Linked DNA regions of Homo sapiens: region 1 is linked to region 2. Evidence: read pairs that join two places in POLR2A ChIA-PET (ENCODE). Cell type or tissue: HepG2. All regions are shown on one strand. Links, peaks and the distances in the headings refer to the core of each region. The heading gives the core; the rest is flanking DNA.

Region 1 (2,901 bases), core at 209-2,708, 78 kb before region 2:
TACACCTAATTCATAAGTTGACAATGATTTGGACTTTTCACAAGGTTATTTGGCAAGTTGGCTGCTTGCAACTAGGAATGCCACGCCCCAAAGTCACAATACCATAAGTGTGGCAGGTTTGTAGGCTCAGCCAGGACAGTCCATTGTACTGTGGGACCTCAGATATCCAGCAACATGGGGCATCATCCCCTCGTGGGTCAGGGTGCCTCACTTCACTTATTCCCCCTTGGCACCTAGCATGATGGGGAGCCAGGGCCAATACCTGGATAACCAGTGAATGAATGAAAGGATGAGAAGTAATCCAAAAACAGCAGCAATAGCAATATCAACAGCGGCCCCACTACGCGTCAGGCACTGTTCTTCATTCTTTTACTGCGTCACTCATTGCAGTGGACTGAAAAACACCCTGGAGAGATAGCCACATCAAATCCCTGCAACCAGAGCATGTGGGTCTTTGCGGAGCTGATTAAGATTATGAGATGAGACCATCTTGGATGATCTGGGTGAGCCCGAAGACAGGTGTCCTTAGAAACAGAGGCAGAAGGAAATTTAAGACAGTCAGAAGAGGAGAAGACACAGACACACAGAGAAGGCCACTGAAAGAGGCAGAGACTGGAGTGATGCAGCCACCAGCCCAGGAATGCTGGGACAGTCACCAAAGCTAAAGAGAGACAAGGGAGGCTTCTTCCCTAGAGCCTCCAGTGGGAGTATGGCCCTGCTGGATTTCAGATTTCTGGCCTCCAGAACTGTGAGAGAATAATTTAAGCCATCCAGCAGCCACAGGAAATTATTATACTCCTGGAGTCACGAATAAGCTCATTCACAACTGCAATGGGGTTGTTACAGAGAGACAGGGTAGGAAAGCAGCCTCTGGGCTGGGCACGGTGGCTTATGCCTGTAATCACAGCACTTTGGTGGCTCATGCCTGTAATCACAGCACGTTGAGAGGCTGAGGTGAGTGGATCGCTTGAGCCCAGGAGTTCAAGACCAGCCTGGGCAACATGGCGAAACCCATCTCTACAAAAAAAAAAAAAAATTAGCCAGGCATGGTGGCACATGCCTATAGTCCCAGCTACTTGGGAGGCTAAAGTGGGAGGACGGCTTGAGTCTGGGAAGTCAAGGCTACAGTAAGCCATGATCACCCCACTGCACTCCAGCCTGAGCAACAAAGCAAGACACTGTCTTAAAAAAAAGAAAGTCTCTGAGCAGCTCAAACTCCTGCGCTCAAGTTCCTGTCCCTCCTCAGAACATACTGTTACCCTCAACATGGTGTTTTGTTAATATCTCATATTCTGTTAATCAATACTCTCCTTGGATAAACACTCACTCCACTCCCAACTTCACAGCTGAAATTCAATATCAAGTAAATAGCACAACTAAAGCTAAGCTAAAGGAAAGTGATGAATCAAAGCAATGCTTTGTTTCCAAATGACCTCTGGCCCCTCATTCTGACATTGGGGTGAGGCCCAGCTTGCCCTTGAACTCCACTGTATGAACTCATTTTTTATTTTTTTTTCACAGAGTCTCACTCTGTCGCCCAGGCTGGAGTGCAGTGGCATGATCTTGGCTCACTGCAATCTCCGCCTCCCAGGTTCAAGCAATTCTGCCCCAGCCTTCCGAGTAGCTGGGATTACAGGTGCACGCCACCACGCCTGGCTAATTTTTGTATTTTTAGTAGAGATGGGGTTTCACCATGTTGGCCAGGCTGGTCTCGAACTCGTGACCTCAGATGATCCACCTGCCTCAGCCTCCCAAAAGTGCTGGGATTACAGGCACGACCCACCATATCCAGCCTGAAGAAGCCTCCCTTGTCTCTTTTTACCTTTGGTGGCTGTCCCAGCATTCCTGGGCTGGCTGCATCACTCCAGTCTCTGCCTCTGTCTTTCAGTGGCCTTCTCTGTGTGTCTGTGTTTTCTCCTCTTCTGACTGTCTTAAATTTCCTTCTGCCTCTGTTTCTAAGGACACCTGTCTTAGGGCTCACCCAGATCATCCAAGATGGTCTTATTTCAAAATCTTAACCTAAATAGGAATGAGGGTTCCTGACCCCACAGTAATTTAGAAGCAGCAACTTGGAAGGGAGGGAAAGGTTTGCTGAAATCAGATTCACCGGCAAGAACAAGGAAAGACAAGTGAGAGAAAGAGAACAAGAGAAGAAATGGAAATTCTATAAACCACATTCGTGACACTTAAAAAAGCCCTGCCACCTGAGGCCAGGTAAAATTGTGTTTATTCTGTTTTAAGAAGAGGGAAGCATGAATTATATTCTGGAAAGACTTCCAACCAAAAACGAAACAATTGAAAAGTGCCGGTACAGGGAGGAATTTTTTTTTTTTTTTTTTTTTTGAGGCAGGGTCCCGCTCTGTCACCCAGGAGGGAGTGCAGTGGCACAGTCATGGCTCACTGCAGCCTCAACCTCCAGGGCTCAAATAATCCTCCTGCTTCATCTTTTTTGATTTTTTTGTAGAGACAGTGTTTCGCCGTGTTGCCCAGGCTGGTCTCGAACTCCTGGGCTCAAGCAATCCTCCCTCCTCAGCCTCCCAAAGTGCTGGGATTACAGGCATGAGGCACCGCACCCAGCCAGGATGAATCTTTAGCTGTCTAAAACACTTGCTGGGTGCGGTGGCTCACGCCTGTAATCCCAACATTTTGGGAGACTAAGGCAGGTGGGTCACTTGAGGTCACGAGTTCAAGACCAGCCTGGCCAACATGGTCAAACCTCGTTTCTACTAAAAATACAAAAATTAGCCAGGCGTGGTGGCATGCACCTGTAATCCCAGCCACTTGCAAGGCTGAGGCAGGAGAATCGCTTGAACCTGGGAAGCGGAGGTTGCAGTGAGCTGAGATCATGCCATTGCACTCCAGCCTGGGAGTCGCAATGAGACTCTGTCTCAAAATAAAATA
Region 2 (2,901 bases), core at 94-2,593:
TGGGTTCGAGAAGGCACTGGGTTTCTCTACTTCAGAACCCACAGCAGAAAAGAGGCCCTACCCCCTGCAGTGAGCCTTCATGGGTCTCAGGGAATCGTCCTCCAGCCCTTCCAAATTTCCCTCCCAGTCCTCAGCCAGGGCGCTGGCCGTGGGTTGCCCCCCGTGCCTGTCTGTGCCTGATCTCCCAGCAGGCACGTGTGCTGGGCCTATGCCTGCTTCATCTTCAGAGAAGTGAGCTGCACCTGGTGCAGAGAGCCTAGAGCAGAATTGGAGGGGGTCCTGCCCCTGCTGAAGCCAGCGGGCCGGCGCTTGCCCTTCTCTACCTGGACTTGGCCCCATCCCCAGCGAGGCTGGGAGACTCCTCTCCCCTTTCTGGCAACTCCTTCCTATCTCCGCCCTGGGCTGGGGAAGAGCCATGATGTCTGGAGTTACCTGTTGGTACTGTTGCCTCTTAGTTCTTCCAGCCCTCCCACCCTGTTTCCTTCTTGGTATGTGGTGTCATTTGTGGGTTGTTTGTAGGTCCCATGGAGCCAGGGACCAGGCAGATTGCAGGCCCGATTATCCTAGCAAAGGTACTTTTGGATTTTGAAGAAAGAAACACGGAAGATATGAAAGACAGACAGGTGGAGCTCTGGGCAGGTCTGTTTGCCGGGACAGTCTGAGGATGTTGGGTTTGAACAGCAACACAACAGCCTGGGCTGGCTGTCCTCAAGGTCCAGGAGGGAGAGGCACCTGGAGCCCTGTTGTCACAGCTGCAGGGACTAAAGGAGGCCCAGCCTTGCCTGCCATATGGGGCTCTAGGGGAGGGTCCGCCGCTCCTAAGCTCCAGAGTCCAAGGCCTTTAGTACAGCTGGGCCCTGTACCTTCAGCCCAGGGGCAAAGGGAGCCTCAGCGCAGGACAGGCAGTGGGAGATCCACTAGTCCTGGAGGCTTGCAGCCTGTCGCGGTGAGACCAGAGTGGGGCTAGTTCAGTCCACGTTCCTTGTCAGAGGTGGCCAGCAGGACTGCAACTGTCCTGGGGTTTGGCCCTCACTGGTTGGCTTGTTTACCTGCCATTTACAAACAGGTCCTTGATAGCTCGTAGCAGGGAGGGACAGCCTGCTGCTGAGCCCAGCCCCCCAGCAAGTGGGCCTTGGACACAGGGTGCTTTGGCAACAGAATGAGCTTGCTTGCTGCCTCTCTCAATTTTGTGTGCCTGCGTGCCAGGGGACACATTCTTTCTGCATTCCAGGAAGGTGGCCTGGTACAGCCCTGCTGGCCCAAGCACTGCTCTGTGCTGTCCTCTCTGAGTCCTGCTTTGGAGCCAGTCCTTCAGGGGCCTCCCACCTGTGGTTCAGACTGGAAAGAGGGGACAGGCACCGCAGACCTGCAGCACACCCCAGCATGGCCAGGAGCCCTGTGCCCAGCACAGCAAGGCCTAGGCTGCCACTGCTGTCCCGGGTGAGGGCGGGAAACAGGCAGGAGTAAATGCTGCCTCCTACTGGAGCTTGGTGGACTTGGCAGGCGAGTGCTGCTGCAGTGGGGCTCAGCATGGGCAGAATGTTTCCAAGGCAGGATTCGGAGCCCGCGGTCTGACTGCTAATCAGAGGGGTCAAAGTGCACGGCAGGCCATTCTCCCCCACTCCCCACCCCACACACACCGCAGGCCATTCTCCCCCACTCCCTACCCCACACACACCGCAGGCCATTCTCCCCCACTCCCCACCCTACACACACCGCAGGCCATTCTCCCCCACTCCCCACCCCACACACACCACAGGCCATTCTCTCCCACTCCCCACCCCACACATACCACAGGCCATTCTCCCTCACTCCCTACCCTGTCCTCTGCCCTGCCAAGGGTTCTGGTGGATCCCAGCTGCTCTCCACCCCTGCAGTGGTGCAACCCTAGCTGACTCCTAGGCAGGAGTGGCACCTGCGTAACCGAAGCCAGCACCCTGAGTGCTGGGAAGGGAGGGGCTGCAAGCCAGGCCTGGGAAATGGAGCATTCCCGGTCCAGAGCTGCTGCAGGCCCCGGGAAAGGGACTTCTGAGCTGCAAGGTCGTTTGGATGTCTTCCCCCACCCGCATCACACACATCTAAGTGGGTGGAAGCCGGCTTCCCCGGCTCCCTCCCCTCCATCCTCCATGCTGGGTGAGTGTTGTTTTTTTTTCCTGCTGCAGCCTCTGGCCCAGAGGAGTTTGCTGCAGAGTCAAGGCTGCTGCACAGGCCGGAGGGGGTGGGGAGGAGGAAAGGAAGACGCGATCTGGTTCCCAGCTCCCTCTCAGCCTGACCTGGGGTGCTCCTCCTGTGCGTCCCAGTCCGTGAGCCCCTGAGAGTCACAGCCCCCCTGGGTACCCTGGCTGGGGTCTCGAAGCAGCATGGGCCATAAAAGGAGAGTCACTGAGCCTCCTTCATCCCAGAGATGACCCTGGCTGGCCCTCATCATGGCATCGGGAGGGCTCTGCAGACAGGCGGGCCCATGTGATTAATGGGCTGTGTTCAGCTGTCTGGGTCCGGCTGCCTTTTCTGTCGGGAGTGCTGGAATTGGAACTGAGGTCTTGGCACCTCAGAGCCTGAGCCTCTAACCACTGAGCTCCACAGCCTCCCCAGCTGGCCAGGCCCTCAGCAGTTGGCCTCCCTGCTGGAACGCACTCAGGGCCAGTCTCCTTGCTGCCCTAGTTTCCCCTCTGTGTAGAAGGCCTGCTGTTGTTGTTGTTGTTGTTGTTGTTGTTGTTGTTGTTAGAAAGAAGGAGGGAGACTTCCTGAGGACATCACTGCTGGGAGGGTCCCTGTCCTGACATGGGGGAAAGGAGCCTGATGCTTGCCCACCTCTGAGGGCTGGAGTGACCGTTCAGTGCCTCTCACCGAGGGACCAGGGCATCCAGGGTCCTTCCAGGCACACACCAGCTGTCCCGCCTT

What was found. Peaks named below come from ENCODE experiments on the same cell type or tissue, not always from the same donor. Only the 100,000 strongest peaks of a DNase experiment are listed, where the experiment ranks them.
Region 1: POLR2A ChIA-PET joins it to region 2 with 12 read pairs; 3 of 35 experiments call an interaction of 5 or more read pairs at or near these places.

The regions. Positions count from the first base shown.
Region 1 is chr1:9,170,903-9,173,803 of GRCh38, forward strand. The region is part of intron 1 of MIR34AHG (MIR34A host gene); the gene reads right to left. Among named protein-coding and RNA genes, the nearest start is that of LNCTAM34A, 9.9 kb to the right of the region's middle. In HepG2, for the core only: no CTCF peak of the experiment used is centred there; a DNase peak (open chromatin) is centred at 1,409.
Region 2 is chr1:9,248,751-9,251,651 of GRCh38, forward strand. The region is part of intron 3 of H6PD (hexose-6-phosphate dehydrogenase/glucose 1-dehydrogenase); the gene reads left to right. Among named protein-coding and RNA genes, the nearest start is that of H6PD, 15 kb to the left of the region's middle. RefSeq lists enhancers at 1-683, 684-1,607, 2,532-2,901. In HepG2, for the core only: a CTCF peak has its summit at 1,479 (motif pointing left); DNase peaks (open chromatin) are centred at 831, 1,131, 1,501 and 1,871; H3K4me3 peaks cover 1,568 bases.